2 separate regions of the Homo sapiens genome follow, and region 2 is linked to region 1. Evidence: read pairs that join two places in POLR2A ChIA-PET (ENCODE). Cell type or tissue: endothelial cell of umbilical vein. All regions are shown on one strand. Each heading gives the region's core, and the rest is flanking DNA. Links, peaks and the distances in the headings are about the cores only. Region 1 overlaps JAGN1 (jagunal vesicle mediated transporter 1). Region 2 overlaps IRAK2 (interleukin 1 receptor associated kinase 2).

What was found. ChIA-PET counts read pairs that join two places held together with the same protein. Peaks named below come from ENCODE experiments on the same cell type or tissue, not always from the same donor. Only the 100,000 strongest peaks of a DNase experiment are listed, where the experiment ranks them.
Region 2: POLR2A ChIA-PET joins it to region 1 with 7 read pairs; 4 of 35 experiments call an interaction of 5 or more read pairs at or near these places.

The regions. Positions count from the first base shown.
Region 1 is chr3:9,893,213-9,901,100 of GRCh38, forward strand. It overlaps JAGN1 (jagunal vesicle mediated transporter 1), which reads left to right. Exons shown (of 2, transcript NM_032492.4): 2 at 1-1,137. The coding sequence ends at 165. Among named protein-coding and RNA genes, the nearest start is that of IL17RE, 5.7 kb to the right of the region's middle. RefSeq lists a silencer at 4,693-4,987 and an enhancer at 4,693-4,987. In endothelial cell of umbilical vein, for the core only: no CTCF peak of the experiment used is centred there; a DNase peak (open chromatin) is centred at 1,199; H3K27ac peaks cover 631 bases.
Region 2 is chr3:10,177,280-10,190,534 of GRCh38, forward strand. IRAK2 (interleukin 1 receptor associated kinase 2) reads left to right here. Exons shown (of 13, transcript NM_001570.4): 2 at 559-741. Among named protein-coding and RNA genes, the nearest start is that of IRAK2, 19 kb to the left of the region's middle. RefSeq lists enhancers at 8,067-8,567, 8,568-9,068, 12,324-12,403. In endothelial cell of umbilical vein, for the core only: no CTCF peak of the experiment used is centred there; no DNase peak of the experiment used is centred there.

The sequences.
Region 1 (7,888 bases), core at 1-2,500:
TACCGCCATGGCAAGGCCTACCGTTTCCTCTTTGGTTTTTCTGCCGTTTCCATCATGTACCTGGTGTTGGTGTTGGCAGTGCAAGTGCATGCCTGGCAGTTGTACTACAGCAAGAAGCTCCTAGACTCTTGGTTCACCAGCACACAGGAGAAGAAGCATAAATGAAGCCTCTTTGGGGTGAAGCCTGGACATCCCATCGAATGAAAGGACACTAGTACAGCGGTTCCAAAATCCCTTCTGGTGATTTTAGCAGCTGTGATGTTGGTACCTGGTGCAGACCAGGCCAAAGTTCTGGAAAGCTCCTTTTGCCATCTGCTGAGGTGGCAAAACTATAATTTATTCCTGGTTGGCTAGAACTGGGTGACCAACAGCTATGAAACAAATTTCAGCTGTTTGAAGTTGAACTTTGAGGTTTTTCTTTAAGAATGAGCTTCGTCCTTGCCTCTACTCGGTCATTCTCCCCATTTCCATCCATTACCCCTTAGCCATTGAGACTAAAGGAAATAGGGAATAAATCAAATTACTTCATCTCTAGGTCACGGGTCAGGAAACATTTGGGCAGCTGCTCCCTTGGCAGGCTGTGGTCTCCTCTGCAAAGCATTTTAATTAAAAACCTCAATAAAGATGGCCCTGCCCACACTGTGCCTTGTGTTTGGGGCTTGATAGAGTGTGAAAGGTGTGTTGCTTGAAAGGTGTGGCCTTAGACACTAGGAGATGATGGGTAGAAGCTCCTTGAGAAACCTAGCAGTGGCCATAGAGAAGTAGACTGGGTATGGGGAACCTAAGTCATAGTTGTAACCTACAGCTGATTGGTAAGAACTATGGGCCAGACATTTAATCTCTCCATCTATGAAATAGTCCATTCTCATTTATCTACCTTAGGTTATGGGCTCTTCTTTTAGTTGGATATTCACATTTATCTTTCAGTGTTAACTGGGTATCAGTTATGAGTCTACTACTGTATAATGGCATCCAAAAGAATTTTAAAGTACCTCGGTTTATAGGGATTTACAATTCAGTAGAAACTTGTTATTCATGTGAAACAGTGAACATAATATCTAATGATGTGGAGCAAGTACATTAAAAACAGGAAGGAAGAGATCTGTGATTAAACTAAAGGCCCTTTCACACCTAAAATTCTGGCAGTATTTATTGCATGAAAGATAATGTGTCTCTTTGCACTTGATTTTATTGTCTCTGGATGATGCCCAGATCTGTAACTGCAGAGCTCTGCCCTCTCCAGAGATGTAGTCATTATTTTGTTCTAGAAACATTGTGTATGTAGTTAGTCATTACTGAGTCACTTTTTTTTTTTTTTTTTTTTTAATTGAGACGGAGTCTTGCTCTGTCGCCCAGGCTGGAGTGCAGTGGCACGATCTCGGCTCACTGCAAGCTCTGCCTCCCGGGTTCACACCATTCTGCCTCAACCTCCCAAGTAGCTGGGACTACAGGTGCCCACCACCACGCCCGGCTAATTTTTGTATTTTTAGTAGAGACGGGGTTTCATCGTGTTAGCTAGGATGCTCTCGATCTCCTGACCTCATGATCCGCCCTCCTCAACCTCCCAAAGTGCTGGGATTACAGGCGTAAGCCACCGTGCCTGGCCTTTTTTTTTTTTTTTTTTTTTTTTTTTAAAGGCAGTGTTTCATTTCCCTCACCCAGGCTGGAATGCAGTAGCGCCATCTTGGCTCGCCTCTACCTACCAGGCTCAAGTGATTCTCCTGCCTCAGCCTCTCAAAGTGCTTGTGTTACAGGTGTGAGCCATCGCGCCTGGCTGGCAGTACTTACAACTCTAAAACCTCTTCCTCTAGATGTCCTAATTATCATCTCAAAATAAGTATGTCCCAAACAGACCTTTGTGTTTCTGCCTCATACCCATTCCTCTTCCTGCATCCCTTTGTTCAAGTGAGTATATACCAAGAGTACAGCTCTGGATTATCTGTTCCATGATCATTAAGTCCCTACTATGATCTTTGTTGCAACTTAAATGCCTTAAGCTCTGAGGTTTCCAAAGTGGTCCCAATCCACCAGTCCTGCATTATCTCCCAATACCCCTAGTCTCATGCTGTCTTAGTCAACTAAACCTCTTATGGATCCCCATGTAGGTTTCGTGGTTTCCCAGTTTCCTTTGCTTAAAAATTTCCCTTTTCTATTTTTATACTGCTTTATTAATTATCCTTTAAGGCCCAGTTAATATGGCAATTCTTGAGCTTTCTGGTTCCTTCAATTCAAGGAACATGAATTCCTTCTCTGAGTTCTTATTTTACTGCTTTTAGGTGCTGCACAGGAGGTGTGAAAAACATGCAATTCTTTTTATTTATTTTTTTTATTTTTATTTTTTTTGAGACAAGGTCTTACTCTGTCGCCCAGGCTGGAGTGCAGTGGCATGATCTTGGCTCACTACAACCTCCGCCTCCCGGGTTCAAGCGATTCTCTTGCCTCAGCCTCCCTAGTAGCTGGGATTACAGGCGCCTGCCGCCGCGCCCGGCCTAATTTTTTTTTTTTTTAAACAGAGTCTTGCCCTGTTCCCTAGGCTGAAGTGCAGTGGCTCGATCTGGGCTCATTGCAGCTTTCCCTCCCAGGTTCAAGCGATTCTCCTGACTCAGCCTCCTGAGTAGCTGGGATTACAGGCATGTGACACTATGCCTGGCTAATTTTTGTATTCTTAATAGAGACAGGGTCTCACTATGTTGGCCAGACTGGTCTTGAACTCCTGACCTCAGATGATCATCCTGCTTTGGCCTCCCAAAGTGCTGGGATTACAGATGTGAGTTACTGTGCCCAGCCTCACATGGAATTATTGACAGGATTATTGTAAACTAAAGTCGGGGTGTATTTCACAGAGGATAGAACCAAACTGAAGTAGAGAGAAAATTTGGAGAGCAGTAGTAGATGGAAATGTATGGATAATGGAGTTAGTATGTGCACCAGACACAGATTGCTCGTTTTTAAAGAATTGGGATGCAAATAGTTTGAAATTTCTTTGGTTATTGGAATGGCACTTTATGGACTTAGAGTACTATCAAAGACCCATTATGAAAATTATTGTCAACAATGTAAACAAACCAAAACCATTTGGTTTATGTTAGTTTTCTGCTTGTTAGGTTGTCGGAATTTTGCTTTTGTGGACCTTTCCTATCACCTTTTCCTGCCTCATGGTTGTAGTGTTCCAGAAGCAAACAAGATTCCCTTGTTGAATCTTGATTTAGTAGAAAGAACATTATTTGAATCAGAAGATATGTTCAAGTACCAATGCACCTACCAATTATAGGACTAAAATCAACCCTCCCTATTTCACAGATTGTTCTAAAGATCAAATAATGTGGCTGGGCGCAGTGGCTCATACCTGTAATCTCAGCACTTTGGGAGGCCGAGGCAGGCGAATCACCTGAGGTCAGGAGTTTGAGACCAGTCTAGCCAACATGGTGAAACCCCGTCTCCACTAAAAATACAAATGGGCATGGTGGTGGGTGCCTGTACTTCCAGCTACTTGGGATGGTGTCCTAAGAGGATGGGCCAGAAGACCTGGGTTCCCCTCCCTGCCAATTATTCCTCTCTGAGCCTCGCTTTTCTCCTCTGGAGACTCACCGCTATGTCTTCCTGGCCTCTTCTGCCAGAACACACTACTTGGGGAGATCAGAGGGTTTCTGGACCCTGTAGTTCACAGAAGGTACTAAACTTAGCAGTGTGTTCACAGAAGGTACTAAACTTGGGAGGCTGGGGCAGGAGAATCGCTTGAACCCAGGAGGCTAAGGTTGTGGTGAGCCGAGATCGCGCCACTGCACTCCAGCCTGAGTGACACAATGAGACTCTGTCTCAAAAAAAAAAAAAGTTGAAATATTGTGAAACTGCTTTATGAACTATGTATCATTATATAAATATGAAAGATGGTTATTTCCTGATCTTTACAGGAGGAGAGAATGTAGGAGTTGAAGGGACTATTAGAGATAATCCAGGCCATGAGAAAGGCAATGTGGTATAATGGAATGAACAGTGTTTTTTGTTTTGTTTTGTTTTGTTTTGTTTTTGAGACTCACTCTGTCGCCTAGGCTGCAGTGCAGTGGTGCAATCTCAGCTCACTGCAACCTTTGCTCACACCCGGTTAATTTTTGTATTTTTGTAGAGACAGGGTTTCACCATGTTGGCCAGGTCTCGAACTCCTGACCTCAAGTGATCTACCCACCTCGGCCTCCCAAAGTGCTAGGATTACAGGCATGAGCCACCATGCCCAGCCAACAGTTTCTTACATTAGACAGACATAGGTGGGAATTCCAGCCAGGCATTTTACTAACTTTTGCCTTGTGCAAGATACCTGAGCCTCTGTTCTTGATCTGACACATGGGCATCATTTTAGCTACCCCCAGGATTGTTGGGAGGCTTAGATAATATGTATGGACAGGCTACATAGTAGGGGTTTAATAAGTAACAGAATGCCTTCCCTTGTTGAGCAGTGTTGGCTTCCTCGCTGAGATTGGGAGTCTCTACCTCTCAGCAATAATTTCTTGCCTCAGAATTCTGGAGGTTGATCCTTCTGGAAGAGCAGATGTAAAGAAGGGATACTCGCCCACTGTTGGTGTACATTGATCTAATTGGTGGGCCTTCCTGCCCAGGGTTCCCTATCAGTGAGCAGAGTTGCCCCAGTAGACGTTAGGAATTGGCCATTACAGGAAGAACCTGGAGCTACTGTTCCATGGTCTGACCAGAGTTCATGCACAGATAAGGCGGTGACAAGAAAAATGGCTGCCCAAGGTCCCTACAGTGCACTCTAAGCATGTGCAGGGGCCTGCCAGGACTTCCTGAGCTCCTGGCTTTGTTCCCAAGTAAAGGCTATTAATCATTAATCATGAAGTCTTGGTCAGCTCATTTTGACACAAACCACAGATGAGACAGGCCTTAGCCACCTGCCAAGAAGACAGGGCCTCTGTGCTGAAGCCCTACAACACACCTTTGTTGCTTTACTCCAATTGGCCACCTCCTATTCCAGCCACAGTTACTCCTCCCTTGTTGACACTTGCCAAACAATCCCAACTCTCCTACAAGTCTAACCACTGGTAACATTATTATAAGATCTACTTTCCTTTCTTTCCAACACTTTCATTTCTTTCTTTACATTGTTAACCCTGCCAATTGTATCACACTGCTAAGTTTAGTAACTTCTGTGAACTACAGGGTCCAGAAACCCTCTGATCTCCCCAAGTAGTGTGTTCTGGCAGAAAAGGCCAGGAAGACATAGCGGTGAGTCTCCAGAGGAGAAAAGCGAGGCTCAGAGAGGAAAAATTGGCAGGGAGGGGAACCCAGGTCTTCTGGCCCATCCTCTTAGGACACCATCTCCTAGGCCTCATATTTCTGAAGTTCTCACAGTGCTGCGGTGTTTAGCGCTCTGATCTATTGGCAAGCGGACTGGTAGACTTGGCAGCCCTTTTCCCCCTCTGACTCCAGGGAGAGTACCTGCATGCCTTCTGGGGGCTTCCCCCAGCTCAGGTGTGAAGTGTGATTGTGTGTGTGTGCATGTGTGTGTATGAGACAGAGAAAGGGGATGTGTGTGCACAAGGTGCATGTCAGCAGCACTCACAGGCTTCCTGCCAGCTCTGGAAGGGACATTTTTTGCCCCTCACAGTGTCCTCTTGCAGGTAGGATGCCTGGAGAGACGGGAGCAGGTGGGGAGGGTCAGAGGAATGGCTTTTCCAATCTCACTCAGACCTAAAACTCATTCTGGCTTTACTTTACTGTGACGCAAGCTGCCTGAGCTGGCCAGGCACCAAATAGGAGGGGGCAATGTGGGGTGAGGGCAAGGGTGGGGAGGAACTCAGAGCGTAAGCGTAGGAGAGAGATCAGCAAGTGAGGGGCTGACTTCAGCTCTTAGGTGTGTGTGCTTGGACTTTACCTAATCTTCCTGAGTGTTTTGCAGTCTGTAAAATGGGGTAATAAGACTGTGAACTCAAGGGTTGTAGTACAAATAAAATAAACTGGGCAAAATGCATGACTCAGAGCCTGATAGTAGGATTTCAGCAAATGTTGATCCCATCCCTCCCCTTCCTTAGGTTGTGCCAGAATTCACCCCTGTGCTTCTTACCTTAAATACTTTTTGGAACAGTCTCTACAATAAATAAGTAAACCAGCAAGACAATAAATAAAATGCACACGTCCTTTTCTTTTTCCCCCTTTCTTCCTCACCTTTATTCCTTTTACTTTTCCAGCGGGTCCTGGAATGCTGTTTTTCTTCCCTTTCTTCCCTCTTTCCCTCTCTTCTCTCCTCCCATCCTCCTTCCCTCCCTTCCTCTCTTCCTCCGTCCCTTCCTCCCTCCCTCCCTTCTTTCCTCCCTTCCTCCTTCCCTCCCTGCTGCCTTCTCTCCCTCCCTCCTTTCTTCCCTCCCTCCCTTCTTTCCTTCCTTCCTTTTTTTCCCTTCCTCTCTTCCTTCTTATCTCCATTTCTTTTCTGCTTCTCCTCCCATACCTTAACCAGAAGCAATTAACCAATATTTTCTCTGTGAGAGATCAGAAGATAAGGGTAAAGAAGAAGGATTGTTTTGGAATAGAACCAAGTTTCTCACTTCATGCCTCCAGCATTAGAAAACTCATTATTTGGGCCGGGCGCAGTGGCTCACGCCTGTAATCCCAGCACTTTGGGAGGCCGAGGTGGGCGGATCACAAGGTCAGCAGATTGAGACCATCCTGGCTAACACGGTGAAACCCCCTCTCTACTAAAAACGCAAAAAATTAGCCGGGTGAGGTGGCGGGTGCCTGTAGTCCCAGCTGCTCGGGAGGCTGAGGCAAGAGAATGGCGTGAACCTGGGAGGCGGAGCTTGCAGTGAGCCGAGATCGCACCACTGCACTCCAGCCTGGGCAACAGAGCAAGACTCCGTCTCAAAAAAAAAAAAAGAAAACTCATTATTGGCCAGACACAGTGGCTCACACCTGTAATCCTAGCACCTTGGGAAGCTGAGGCAGGATAACTGCTAGAGGCCAGGAGTTTGAGACCAGCTTGAGCACCATAGCCAGACCCTATATGTAGCCAGGCAAAATGGTGTGTGCCTGTGAAGGGAGGATTCACTTGAGTCCAGGAGGTTGAGGCTGCAGTAAGTGGTGATTGCGCCATTGTCCTCCAGCTTGGGTGATAGAGTGAGACTCTGTCTCAAAAAAAAAAAAAGAAAAGAAAGAAACCTCATATTTATATAGCTCTAAACCACTGTGAGTTAGGTAGAATTTGGGGGAAGGCTCTCTAACCTATTCTTAGTATGGCCAGACCACCCTTTCCTCCTTTCAGATCTTACTGTTTTGTTTGCAGAGATGGACTTCAAGGCCAAAAGGCATACTGTGTTAGGGTCTGTGTCAGGCAGCCCCTTTTGGGTTCCAAGAGCAGAGGAAGATGAGGCTGTGTGAGGGAAGACCATAGGATGATAGAGAATTGGTACCGGGCACAGTGGCTCATGCCCATAATCCTAGCACTTTGGAAGGTTGAAGCAGGTGGATCACTTGAGGCCAAGAGTTCAAGACCAGCCTGGCCAATGTGGCAAAACCCTGTCTCTACTAAAAATACAAAAATTAGCCAGGCATAGTGGTGCACAGCTGTAATCCCAGCTACTCAGGAGGCTAAGGCACAAGAATCACTTGAACCTAGGAGGCGGAGGTTGCAGTGAGCCAAGAACACACCACTGCACTCCAGCCTGGGCAACAGAGCAAGACTATCTCAAAAAAAAAAAAAAAAAAAAAAAGCCAGGTGCTGTGGTTCATGCCTGTAATCCCAGCACTTTGGGAGGCCAAGCTGGGCTCAGATCACCTTAGGTCAGGAGTCCAGGACCAGCCTGGCCAACATGGTGAAACCCGTCTCTACTAAAAATACAAAAATTAGTCTGGTGTGGTGGCGTGCACCTGTAATCCCAGCTACTCG
Region 2 (13,255 bases), core at 6,422-8,921, 290 kb after region 1:
GAGGAATGAGATGCCCAGGGCAAAATGTAAGGAGGCGCTGATGCTCAGGGTCCTGCGGTGCCACCTGAAGATGAGCGCCTCCTGCATTTTCCTTCCCTAGGTGCCTCACCTGACTCACCCTCATCCTGGCCCCACCTCCACTCTGAACCAGGCACTATTCTCAATTCTGGGGAAGTAACAGTGAACCAAACAGGTAGAGCTCCCTGCCTACACGGACCTTCCATTATAGAAGGGGAGGCAGGCAGAGCTAGTACCCACTGAGGCTCCCACGGGCGCAGTGACTGCCCCAGGCATAGCAGCAGCCAATGCTCAAGGCTTTGACCCTCCTGTCCCGTGGTCTTTCTCCTAAGTCATATGTACTGGACCCCATGGGTGCCCAGCAGAGTCAGCGTTGTAACTTGGGCCACCTGTGGACCTCAGCTAATGGTGGTGTTTCCAGTGTGGAGGCGGTGGTTGGGGAGGATGTCCTGGAAAAGCCCAGCTAGGGGCTAGTGTGGGGACCTGTCCTAGAGGGACTGCCTCTCTGACTCTAAGCAGAGTTCTCTCCGTCCCTTCCAGCCTCCTACGTGATCACAGACCTGACCCAGCTGCGGAAGATCAAGTCCATGGAGCGGGTGCAGGGTGTGAGCATCACGCGGGAGCTGCTGTGGTGGTGGGGCATGCGGCAGGCCACCGTCCAGCAACTTGTGGACCTCCTGTGCCGCCTGGAGCTCTACCGGGCTGCCCAGATCATCCTGAACTGTGAGTAACTCAGGGCCCTCCTTGAGTGGGGCCCATCACGCTCCTGAGCAGTTTCCATCCGTGTGAGTTGCACTCTCTGGCCTTAATACTTTTTTCCTCTTTTAATTAAAAAATTTAATGAGTGAGTTTACCATGCACATAAGAAACTGGTAACAGGCCAGGTGCGGTGGCTCACGCCTGTAATCCCAGCACTTCCGGAGGCTGAGGTAGGTGAATCACCTGAAGTCAGGAGTTTGAGACTGGCCTGGCTAACATGGTGAAAACCCGTCTCTACTAAAAATACAAAATTAGCTGGGCTTGGTGGCCTGCGCCTGTAATCCCAGCTACTCAGGAGGCTGAGGCAGGAGAATCGCTTGAACCTGGGAGGCGGAGGTTGCAGTGAGCCAGGATTGCACCACTGCACTCCAGCCTGGGTGACAGTGAGACTCTGTCTCCAAAAGAAAAAAAAAAAAGAAACAAAAAAAAGAAACTGGTAACAGTGGTTACCTGTGGGGAGAGGAACTGGGCTGCCAGAGAACACAGTATTGGAGGGAGACTTTACTGTAAATTATTTCATACCTTTTAAATTTGGGCTATCTGTTCCAAAAATAAATACATTAATTAATTTAAAAAACCCCAATAGCTATAACAAAAATTCAAAAAAGCATGCAGCAAAAATGATTCATATTGCTTCTTTTCCCCACTTTACATCCCAAGAAGTAATGATTGGTAAAAATTTCTGGCTTGTCTTACTAGAAATTTTCTCTGCATGGGCAAGGGTATTATATATCTGCAATTCCTTTTTTAAAAACTTTTTTTTTGAGACAGGGTCGTGCTCTGCTGCCCAGGCTGGAGAGCAATAGTGTGATCAAAGCTCACTGCAGCCTTGATGTCCTGGGCTCAAGTGTCCTCCTGCCTCAACTTCCTGAGTAATTGGGACTATAGGCACATGCCACCATGCCTGACTAATTTTTCATTTTTTTGTAGAGATCCAGGCTGGTCTTGAACTCCTGGTCTCAAGTGATCCTCCTGCCTTGGCCTCCCAAAGTGCTGGGATTGCAGGCATGAGTCACATCACCCTGCCTGCAACCCCCTTTTGATACAGCTAGTAGCACATCATGTATTGTGAATTTTTTTTCACCTAGCAAAGACCTTGGGGACTTTTCATATTGACACATTCTTTCTAATAGCTACATTGTATTCCTTTGACAGATGCTCTATGATTTGTTTGCCCCTATTGAGATGTGTTTATGTTCCTTCTAGCATTTTTCAGTTGTTTTTTTTTTTTTTGAGATGAAGTTTCACTCTGTCTCCCAGGCTGGAGAGCAGTGGCACGATCTTGGCTCACCACAACCTCCACCTCCCATGTTCAAGAGATTCTCCTGCCTCAGCCTCCCAAGTAGCTGTGATTACAGGTGCCCACTACCACATCCAGCTAATTTTTTTTTTTTTTATATGAAGTCTCTCTCTGTTGCCCAGGCTGGAGTGCAGTGGTGAGATCTCGGCTCATTGCAGCCTCTGCCTCCTGGGTTCAAGTGATTCTCCTGCCTCAGCTTCCTGAGTAGCTGGGACCACAGATACCCACCACCATGCCCGGCTAATTTTTGTATTTTTAGTATAGACGGGGTTTCACTGTGTTGGCCAAGCTGGTCTCAAACTCCTGACCTCAAATGATCCACCTGCCTTGGCCTTCCAAAGTGCTGGGATTATAGGTGTGAGCCACCGTGCCCAGTCAACTTTTTGTAGTTTTAGTAGAGACAGGGTTTCACTATGTTGACCAGGCTGATCTCCAACTTCCAACCTCAGGTGATCTGCCCACCTTGGCCTCCCAAAGTGCTGGGATTACAGGTGTGAGCCACCATGCCCAGCCATTTTTCTATTCTGTATAGTGTCATGATACACTTAGATGTATAGAGCCTGTTTTGCACACATGTAAGTGTAGCCATGGGATGGCTTTCTATTATAGTATTGGAATGTCTGGGTTGAAGGTTTTTGCATTTTAAGTGTTGATTGATATTTAGTATTAACAAATTACCCTCCTCTGAGAGAACAGGATCATGTGTGATGGGGACATATTTAGCTGGTAATACCTCCCTACCCTGAAGGGTGGCTGTGAAGTCGAAGAGAATAAGTGCCTGATGTTCAGCTGGTGCTCAGCAGAAGGCAGTGGGGATGGGGGGTCTGGTTACCCCCACCCCTCCTCACATCCCCAAAGAGACCCCCTCAGCGTAGGGCAGGGAGCCAGTCTTCTGCATGTACTTAACTGAGCACCTGCCTGGTTCTGCCCTAGGTTCTGGAATACAGCACAGGCAATGTGACAGGTCCTCCGCCCTCATGAGGACACAGTCTTGTGAGGAGACAGTTAATGCATAGGAAAACTAGTACAGAAATGGGCAGGCAGGATACAGTGACCAGATAGGGGAGCCTCCTAGGACAGGGGGTCAAGGAAGGCCAGTGTGAGGATGTGAACCTAGAGGAATAGGAAGAAGACAGCCACATGACGCATTGGGTAAGAGCTCAGGAGAGAGGGGCCAGCATGTGCAAGGGCCCTGAGGAGCCAGTGGTGGGAGCCCCAGACACCTGGGGAGGAGCTGTCCTGTCTGGGGTTCCTGAGCTGGGAACCACCTGGCTGGACCATCAGACCAGATTCAGCACCTGCCTATCCCTCAGGTCTTCTGGAGTCATTGAGGGCTTCCAGGAGGGGGGACTGGGAGCAAAGGCCTGAGGGTGGGGGCCTAGAGAGTACCACCCTCTGAGATAAACCAGGAGAGCAGGGGATGCTGTGGTGGACGTGCAGGTGGAGAGATCTAGAGCTACAGCCCAGGCTGGGCTTTTGGGGGCATTGTGGGGCAGACCACACCAGTCACGGGGAGGCCAGTGGGGCAGCGAGAACATCTCCTCCCTTCAGCTGGCAAGCAACTTTCCAGGCCCTCCTGTCTGGGGTCGGGAATGGGGCGATCTGGCTACCAATGGGAGTGATGTTCCAGCACAGGACGGTGGCTGGGCCTGCTTCTGCACAGGCTGGACCCTGACTCCTCTGTGTGCCCCCAGCAGCATAGTGGTGGCTCCTCTTGAGTCATGGTCCTCCCCATCCCCTGGACTTCTGTCTCCACCCCTGCTGGCTGCCTCCCTAAGCACACCTTCCTCCTCAGAGTGGAGAGGGTCAGCTAGCTGCCCAGGCCACAGCCTCCCCATTCCTGGAACCCACCTGAAACCCCTCCCTGCCCGGTGCTCCTGAGCCGCTGCCGTTCCTCTCCTTACATTCCCCCTGCGAAAGTTGTCAGAATCAATATGGAGTGACTTTGTGTTAAAAAAAAAAATAACCCTTGGCTGGGCATGGTGGCTCACGCGTGTAATCCCATCACTTTGGGAGGCCGAGGCGGGTAGATCACCTGAGGTCAGGAGTTTGAAACCAGTCAGACCAACATGGTGAAACCCTGTTTCTACTAAAAATACAAAAAAATTAGCTGGGCTCCTGTAGTCCCAGCTACTCATGAGGCTGAGGCAGGAGAATTGCTTGAACCTGGGAGGCGGAGGTTGCAGTGAGGGGAGATTGCACACTGCACTCCAGCCTGGGTGACAGAGCGAGACTCCATTTCAAAAATAAATAACCCTGACAAATAGAACTAGGGAAGGCCATGAAGGGAGGACTGTCATGCATAAATGCCCAACAACAATAACTGTCACGGAAGACTCTACAAAAACCACAACCTTGCATAAAGACCATTGTAACCACACACAAAAAATACTTCTGCGAGGACATCTGCCCAGCAAATGCCTATCCGACCCTGGAGACTGGAATCACTCTTGTTATTCAAGGATAGTTATCTCAAAACAGTTATGTAATCCTCTTCACTTTTCCTTTGAAAAACCTCCCTGGATACACACTTAGTTTACTATGGCACGTGTACTCTCATTCCAATGCCCTATTCCTGAGTAAGCATCATTTTCTTTTTTTTCTTTTTCTTTTCTTTTTTTTTTTTTTTGAGATGGAGTCTTGCTCTGTCACCCAGGCTGGAGTGCAGTGGCGCAATCTTGGCTCACCGCAACCTCTGCCTCCCAGGTTCAAGCGATTCTCTTCCCTCAGCCTCCCAAGTAGCTGGGACTACAGGCACCTGCCACCACACCTGGCTAATTTTTGTATTTTCAGTAGAGACGGGGGTTTCACCATATTGGCCAGGCTGGTCTCGAACTCCTGACCCGAGGTGATCCACCGGCCTTGGCCTCCCAAAGTGCTGGGATTACAGGTGTGAGCCACTGTGCCCAGCTACATCATTTTCTTTTTTTCTTTTTTTTTTTTTGGGACAGAGTCTCACTCTGTCGCCCAGCCTGGAGTGCGGTGGCACGATCTCGGCTCACTGCAAGCTCCGCCTCCCAGGTTCATGCCATTCTCCTGCCTCAGCCTCCCGAGTAGGTGGGACTACAGGTGCCCGCCACCACGCCCGGCTAATTTTTTGTATTTTAGTTAGAGACGGGGTTTCACCTGTTAGCCAGGATGGTCTCGATCTCCTGACCACGTGATCCGCCCGCCTCGGCCTCCCAAAGTGCTGGGATTACAGGCGTGAGCCACTGCGCCCGGCCTTGTATTTTTAGTAGAGATGGGGTTTCGCCATGTTGGCTAGGCTAGTCTCAAACTCCTGACCTCAGGTGATCTGCCCGCCTCAGCCTCCCAAAGTGCTGGGATTACAGGCTGAGCCACTGCGCCAGGCCCTTTATTTTTTTAATTTTAATTTTTTGTTATCTCTATAGTAGTTCAAACAGATGCCCACTAATTTGTTTTTTTTTTTTTGAGACGGAGTCTCTTTCTGTCACTGAGGCTGGAGTGCAGTAGTGCGATCTCAGCTTACTGCAACCTCTGCTTCTGGAGTTCAAGTGGTTCTCCTGCCTCAGCCTCCCAAGTAGCTAGGATTATAGGTGTGCCCCGCTGCATCTGGTTAAGTTTTTGAATTTTTAATAGAGATGGGGTTTCACCATGTTGGCCAGGCTATTCTTGAACTCCTGGCCTCAAGTGATCTGCCCACCTCGGCCTTCCAAAGTGCCAGGATTACAGCCGTGAGCCACCGCGCCTGGCTGGATGCCCACCACCTCTTAAAGGGTGTTAATGATAAATTTGAAGAAAACAGTACTTGAAAGCCCCACACACCAGAAGTCCTGGACATGAAGTGGCTTCCTGAGGGACTTACCTCTCCAGGGGATGTGCCTGGATGTGACTGTGGCCTTTTGAAGGCCATGCTTGAACTCAGTGGTACGACAGGGGCCCACTGGGGGCCATATCCCTGCACAGTCTCTTGAAATGTGAACTGCAGTGGCTGCCTGGTCTGAATGGGTAGAGGGCTGGCTCTGTGGGTCTCTGTTCCTTGATATTTCCTCAGCCTTAGTTGCCAAGGCCGTAGTTATTTAATTTGTCAAACACTGAATACTCTAAGAATTAGAATGGGCCGGGCGCAGTGGCTCAAGCCTGTAATCCCAACACTTTGGGAGGCCGAGGCGGGCAGATCACAAGGTCAGGAGATCGAGACCATCCTGGCTAACACAGTGAAACCCTGCCTCTACTAAAACAAACAAACAAAAATTAGCCTGGCGTGGTTGCGGGTGCCTGTAGTCCCAGCTACTCAGGAGGCTGAGGCAGGAGAGTGGTGGGAACCCGGGAGGCGGAGCTTGCAGTGAGCCAAGATGGCACCACTGCACTCCAGCCTGGCGGCAGAGCGAGACTCCGTCTCAAAATAAATAAATAAATAAATAAATAAGAGAATTAGAATAAATCAGTACAGAAGGCTTAGAACAGAAAGCAGCTACCCATTCCTTGCCCTAGCAAATCTGCTGGCCAGAGTCAGCCCCTTTTTCCTCTTTTAGCCATCCATGTCTTGGGCTCCTCTATTAGCCTTCCAGGTTCACTACTGTAAAACAAGCGCAGACCACAGTGGCTGAGAAAAGACAGGCGTTCGTTTCCCTCTCCTGTGACTGCCAGGCTGCCCCGGGCTCAAGTGGCAGCTCCGTGGTTTTGTGGCCCAGGCTCTTTCTTCTTTACTGTTCTGCCAGTGTGGACACAAGACTTCTCACATCTGAGATGGCCCCTCTGTGCCCCTACATGCACATCGCAGACAGCAAGAAGGGAAAAAGAGGAAAAAGGTGGGTACACTCCACTTCTTTTAAGGACATGACCAGGAAGTTGCTCACCTACTTTCCCTCATAAGCTATTGGCCAAACCTGGTCACAGAACCACACCTGCTTGCAAGGGAGGCTGGGAAATGTAATCTTTGGTTGCAAGGTTTTATGTGCAACTAAAGCTTCTAGTACTCTAGAAAAGGAGGCAATCAGTATTGGAGGGACCATTAGCAGTTTCTGCCACGGTCCATTTTGGCCACCCAGATATCTGTATACACCTGTCTTGACCTGCATAAAACATCTGCTTTCCACAAGGGAGATAGGCCTGGGGGCCTAATCAGTCACTTCCTTTAGGGCAAATCTGGTATGTGTGGGTGATGTGTAGCCTTCTCTAATGGCCCCAGTGACCCAGGGCCTCTCAACCAAAGAGAAGCTGTCTGCATCCCCTTCCCCCAGCACACCCAAATTCCATGGTGGAATTTGAACAGGAAGCCACAATAAAAAACTCCTACTTGAGATGAGAAACACGAGGTAGTTACTTGTCTATAGCAGTCAACAAATCTGGCAGAGGAGCAATTGTAAAACTCCCTTCCCTGTTTTTTTGTGGAGTTTTTGTGTGTTTTTTTTTTTTTTTTTTTTTTTTGAGACGGAGCCTTGCTCTGTCGCCCAGGCTGGAGTGCAGTGGCGCGATCTCGGCTCACTGCAAGCTCCGCCTCCCAGGTTCACGCCATTCTCTTGCCTCAGCCTCCCGAGTAGCTGGGACTACAGGCGCCCGCCACCATGCCCGGCTATTTTTTTATTTTTTTTTATTTTTAGTAGAGACGGGGTTTCACCGTGTTAGCCAGGGTGATCTCCTGACCTCGTGATCCGCCCGCCTTGGCCTCCCAAAGTGCTGGGATTACAGGCGTGAGCCCCTGCGCCGGGCCAAAACTCCATTCCCAGGTAAAGGAGTAAGTTCTTTGCTTGGCCCATCTGGCAGCCCTTGGTTCTCAGTGATCTGTGATTCGCGAAGCATCCTAAGCATCAGTATCACCTGGGAACTTGTTAGAAACGCAAATTATTGGGCCCCACCTCATCTGCTGATTCGGAAACTCTAGTGGTGAGGCCCAGCAGTCTGGCTTAAGTTCCCCAGATGATTCTGATGCACCTTGAAGTTTAAGAACCACTGCTCGGCCCGGCGCGGTGGCTCATGCATGTAATCCCAGCACTTTGGGAGGCCCAGGCAGGCGGATCACCTGAGGTCGGGAGTTCGGGACCAGCCTGACCAACATGGAGAAACCCTGTCTCTACTAAAAACACAAAATTAGCCGGGCGTGGTGGTGCATGCCTGTAATCCCAGCTACTCAGGAAGGCTGAGGCAGGCGAATCGCTTGAACCTGGGAAGCAGAGATTGTGGTGAGCCAAGATCGCACCATTGTACTCCAGCCTGGGCAACAAGAGTGAAACTCCGTCTCAAAAAAAAAAAAAAAAAAAAAGAACCACTGCTCTGGCTGGGCGCGGTGGCTCACACCTGTAATCCCAACACTTTGTGAGGCTGAGGTGGGTGGATCACTTGAGGTCAGGAGTTCAAGACCAGCCTGGCCAACATGGTGAAACATCGTCTCTACTAAAAATACAAAAATTAGGCCAGGCGTGGTGGCTCAGGCCTGTGATCTCAGCTACTTGGGAGGCTGACGCAGGAGAATTGCTTGAACCTGGGAGGTGGAGGTTTGCAGTGAGCTGAGATTGTGCCACTGCACTCCATCCTGGGCGACAGACTACACTCCGTCTCAAAAATAAATAAAAATGGAAATACAAAAATTAGCCAGAGGTGGCGGTGGGCACGTGTAATCCCAGCTACTCGGGAGGCTGAGGCAAGAGAATCTCTTGAACCAGGAGGCAGAGATTGTTGGGAGGCAGAGATTGCAATGAGCCAAGATTGTGCCACTGCACTTCAGCCTGGGTGACAGAGCAAGACTCCGTCTCAACAACAACAACAACAACAACAAAACACTGCTCTGATACCTGGTCCTCCGTGATTTCTGGGAAGTGGAGCTTCCACGTTCATTATTCTCTGTGGCCTTATCTGAAACGGAACTGGAAAGAATGTGCTTTTATTTAGGGCTCCTTGGCTTTCACAAACCACCTCCTGCTGGTGTGGGTTTGGGGACTTGAGTGGAGCTGTAGGAGTCAAATAATCTCCAGCTTTTATCAGATTCAGCTGTGGTTTCTTTGGCAACACAGTTCTGTCAAAAAACTAGAAGCTTCTGCTCTCTTGGCTTCTAATCAGTTCTGCTGTGGTAATCACAGCCGAAGATCCAGCCTAGACACATCTTAATTCTCAGCCCTGAAGTGTTTGGTCTGTTATTTCCTGGCTTCTGCGCTTAGCCTCGCCTCCTCACCCCCCAATTTAATGTGCTTACCTGGAGCTTCCCTTGAAGCCACCTGAAACAGTAAGTTGGATGGGAAGGCAGGACTCTTAATTTGACTTTTGCCTTTGAGCTCTCTGTATTTGGCAGAGAACCTCTTCTGAGGGTCAGTAGTAGAACTCAGAAAGGTGGAGCAGAGATTAGATTATTAGAAAGGTTAGTACCACAGTCTTCCCTGCTGCTGAGGCAGACTCTTGAGATCCCCCAAGATGGGGATTCTTGTTGACTTGGATTGTTAGCTACAGGCTGGGTCTTTGTTTTCTTTCTTTCCTTTTTTTTTTTTTTTTTTTTTAAATAGAGACAGAATCTCGCTTTGTTGCCCAGGCTGGAATGCAGTGGGGCAGTGGTACAATCTTAGCTTACTGCTGTTTTGAACTCTTGTGCTCAAACAGTCCTCTTGCTTCAGCCTCCCAAGTAGCTAGGACTATAAGTGCAAACCACCATGCCCAGCTAACTTTTTTTTTTTTTTTCAGATTTTGGAATTTTTGCATTATATCCTTAGTGGCTGAGCATCCCTAATTCGAAAATCCAGTATCTGAAGTGCATTTCTTTTGAGTGTCATGTTGTTGCTCAAGAAGTTTTGGATGTTGGAGCATTTTGGATTTCAGGTTTTCAGATTAGGGTGACTCCAACTGTTATCACTATTTTCAGTCCCTCTATAGGTTGGCTTTGCAGTGTTAACAAATGTACTTACATTTCTTCCATAAGCTATAGGCAATGTCTCCCGATGCCCCATTTTGTAAAATGAAGCCCTTTTTATCCTCTCCTCTCCACTTTCACTTCCCATCTTCTGGCAAAGACTAGTTGAAAAATAGTCCTCTGTGAATGTTGTGACCTCTGAGCCTCCAGGAAAGAACTGGGTCTTGGATGAAGATTCACCCTCTGGGTCAGACAGGAAGGCGGAATACTGCCTTTGTGTCCTAATTGAAAGCTGCCTCATTGTCATGTGGAGAGTACTACATGCACAGGGCATCTGCAGTAGCAGATCATGGTCTAGAGTAGCATTTCCCACACCATGTGCCTCAGAAGACTGGTCCAGCAAGATACCCTGCTGCAAACAAAAGGGTTCATGAATAACTAAACTCGGGAAACCCCGCATACTTTATCACTGCCTCTGCCTTTGGAGATTTACAATGCATACCAACTGTGAAGGCTCTGATACGTCCTGCAGCAAAGAAACTTATTTAGGCTATTGTTTCCCATTCATATTTGACCATGGTACTCCTTTTCATTTGATACTGATATGCCCATGAGATCAATATACTTTGTGAGTCACTGCTCTGGGGAAATGGTGACCATGGTGAGGGTGCTGGGCATCTCAGGGAAGCCCCATGATGGAGAACCTAGGGGGTCAGAGGCAGTACTTGTATGTTCAGACCAGCATCCAGTGTGAGAAGAGTCTGTTTCTGGGGCTAGGGTCCGCCATCACCCTGGGGCTTAACGATGAGAGGCCTACTCCAGAGAGGGATTTTTCCAGATGACCAGGCTTAGGAGGGGACTGTGGGCCGGGCTCCAGACCTTATATACTGGCATCTTAGGGGCTTAAGAGCAGGAATTGAGGCAGAAGTGAGTATCCCAGCTGTGGCTCCCAGGCAAAGGAGAATCCACTATAATCAATGCTGAGCTCTAGAGCTGATTAAGTGCCACCAAAGGCTGGGTTAGGTGCTGAGCCTGTAGATGGTGGGGAGCAGATGGCTCTGGCTCTGAGGGTGGAGTCTGGAAACTGGGTGCACTGGCCTGTGAGGTGAAATTCTCCCTCTGCCCTGCCACAGGGATTTAGATATGCAGGAGCTGGACAAGAGAGTTAATAAGGAACTAAAAATACATTTTTTGTCTTTTTGAGATGGAGTCTCACGCTGTCACCTGGGCTGGAGTGCCATGGCTCGATCTCGGCTCACTGCAACCTCCGCCTCCCGGGTTCAAGCGATCCTTGTGCCTCAACCTCTGAGTAGCTGGGATTACAGGCATGCACTACCACGCCTGGCTAATTTTTGTAATTTTATTTATTTATTTATGTATTTATTTATTTTTGAAATGGAGTTTCGCTCTTGTTGCCCAGGCTGGAGTGCAATAGCGCAATCTCGGCTCACCACAACCTCTGCCTCCCGGGTTCAAGCGATTCTCCTGCCTGAGCCTCCCGAGTAGCTGGGATTACAGGCATGCGCCACCACGCCCGGCTTATTTTGTATTTTTAGTAGAGACAGGGTTTCTCCATGTTGGTCAGGCTGGTCTCAAACTCCCGACCTCAGGTGATCCCCCTGCCTTGGCCTCCCAAAGTGCTGGGATTACGGGTGTGAACCACTGTGCCTGGCCTAATTTTTGTATTTTTAGTAGAGACAGGGTTTTGCCGTGTTGGCCAGGCTGGTCTTGAATCCCTGACCTCAGTGATCCACCCGCCTTGGCCTCCCAAAATATTGGGATTATAGGCATGAGCCACTGCGCCTGGCCTAAAAATACATTTGCTGAGTGCCTACTGTGCGCTAGATGCTGGGGATGCAACCATGAAAACACAGCCAAGGTCTCAGGCCTCATGGAGCTTACAGTCCAGTGGGAGATGAATTATAAGAAGCTAACACACAGATGCATGTCACCCACTGCAGTATGAGTGCTCAAAGGATAAATGTAGGTCAGGTGGGGAGGGCAGGTAGGAGAGTGCAAGATGAGAGGATTTGATCTCATCAGGGGAAGTTTCTCTGAGGCAGTGAAACTTGAGCCTCCTCCGTAAGGAATAGTGGACCAAGAAGTGAAGGACGACACACACATATCTAGCCGGGGGGAGCAGCATGTACAAAGGCCTGGGGGTGGGCTGAGGCTGGGGACAGGGCAGGGTCAGGCCACCCAGTGCCATGCAGGCTACCGCCAAGAGTTTGCTTTCACCGGAGAGTGAAGGGAAGACGTTGGAGGGCTTCCACCTGGGAGTATCCCCTGTTTTGGCCACTATATGGACTGGGGGGCTGGGCCTGTGAGGTTCCAGATGTCAACTGAGTAGGACAGGAAGACACTTCAGGAATCCGAAGGGATTTGGGAAGTGACCAAGGTTTTCTCTTCCCATCTGTTGCTACTATCTACCTGAAGTCTTGAGTTTCACAATTTTCATGCAGTTTCTTCTTGGTTGTGCAACTCTTGACAGTTTCTAACTTTGGGTTTGGCATCTCGGCCAGAGTCATTTCCTTCCTGGAGCTGGGCTCTCATTGAGTGGAAAATTTGGGGCTGCTATGTAAAATGAAACAGAAGAGAATGAACCCTTCCTCTCCGGAAGGGGCCGGGCTGTGCCAGGTCCAGACAGGGCTTGTGTGTCTGCTCTCTTGGAAGGCTGCCCTGCCTCCGCCCCTTTCCAGCTGCTAGGGCACAACAGAACATGCCTACATCCAGACCCTGCCCACTGCAGACTTGCCACTGGAGGCGACACTGTTTTGGGCCAAAACCACAGGCCAGGGGTCAGAGCACCTGGGTTCTAGTAATAGCTTGTGTTTAGCACCTGATATGTGCCAGGTAAGCATCTTTTCTCACAACTCTTATTATCCCTATTTTATAGAAGAGGAAACTGAGGCTCAGAGATTAAGTAATTTCCCAAGGCCACATAGCCCATAGTGATGAGGCCAACATGGGAATTCAGGTCTGCCTGACCTTACCCGCTTCTTGGTAGGTTACTAGATTGCATCATCACTTGCCCCATCTGGAAAATGGGTAAAGACATTGCCCTATCTACTTTTCTTGTAGACTGGGAAGGTTCAAAGCATACGAGATGGTGAGGTTTTCTTTGTTTCTTTTTTTTTTTTTTTTTGTGAGACAGAGTCTCACTCTGTTGTCCAGGCTGAAGTGCAGTGGCATGAGCTTGGCTCACTGCAACCTCTGCCTCGTGGACTCAAGCAATTATCCTGCCTCAGCCTCCCGAGTAGCTGGGACTACTGGCGCCCACCACCACGCCCAGCTAGAGGTTTTCTTAAAGTTAATTGCTGAGTGGCTAAGGACAGGTCACTTGACCTTTTCCTTCCATGCATTCATTATTCCATTGGAAAAAA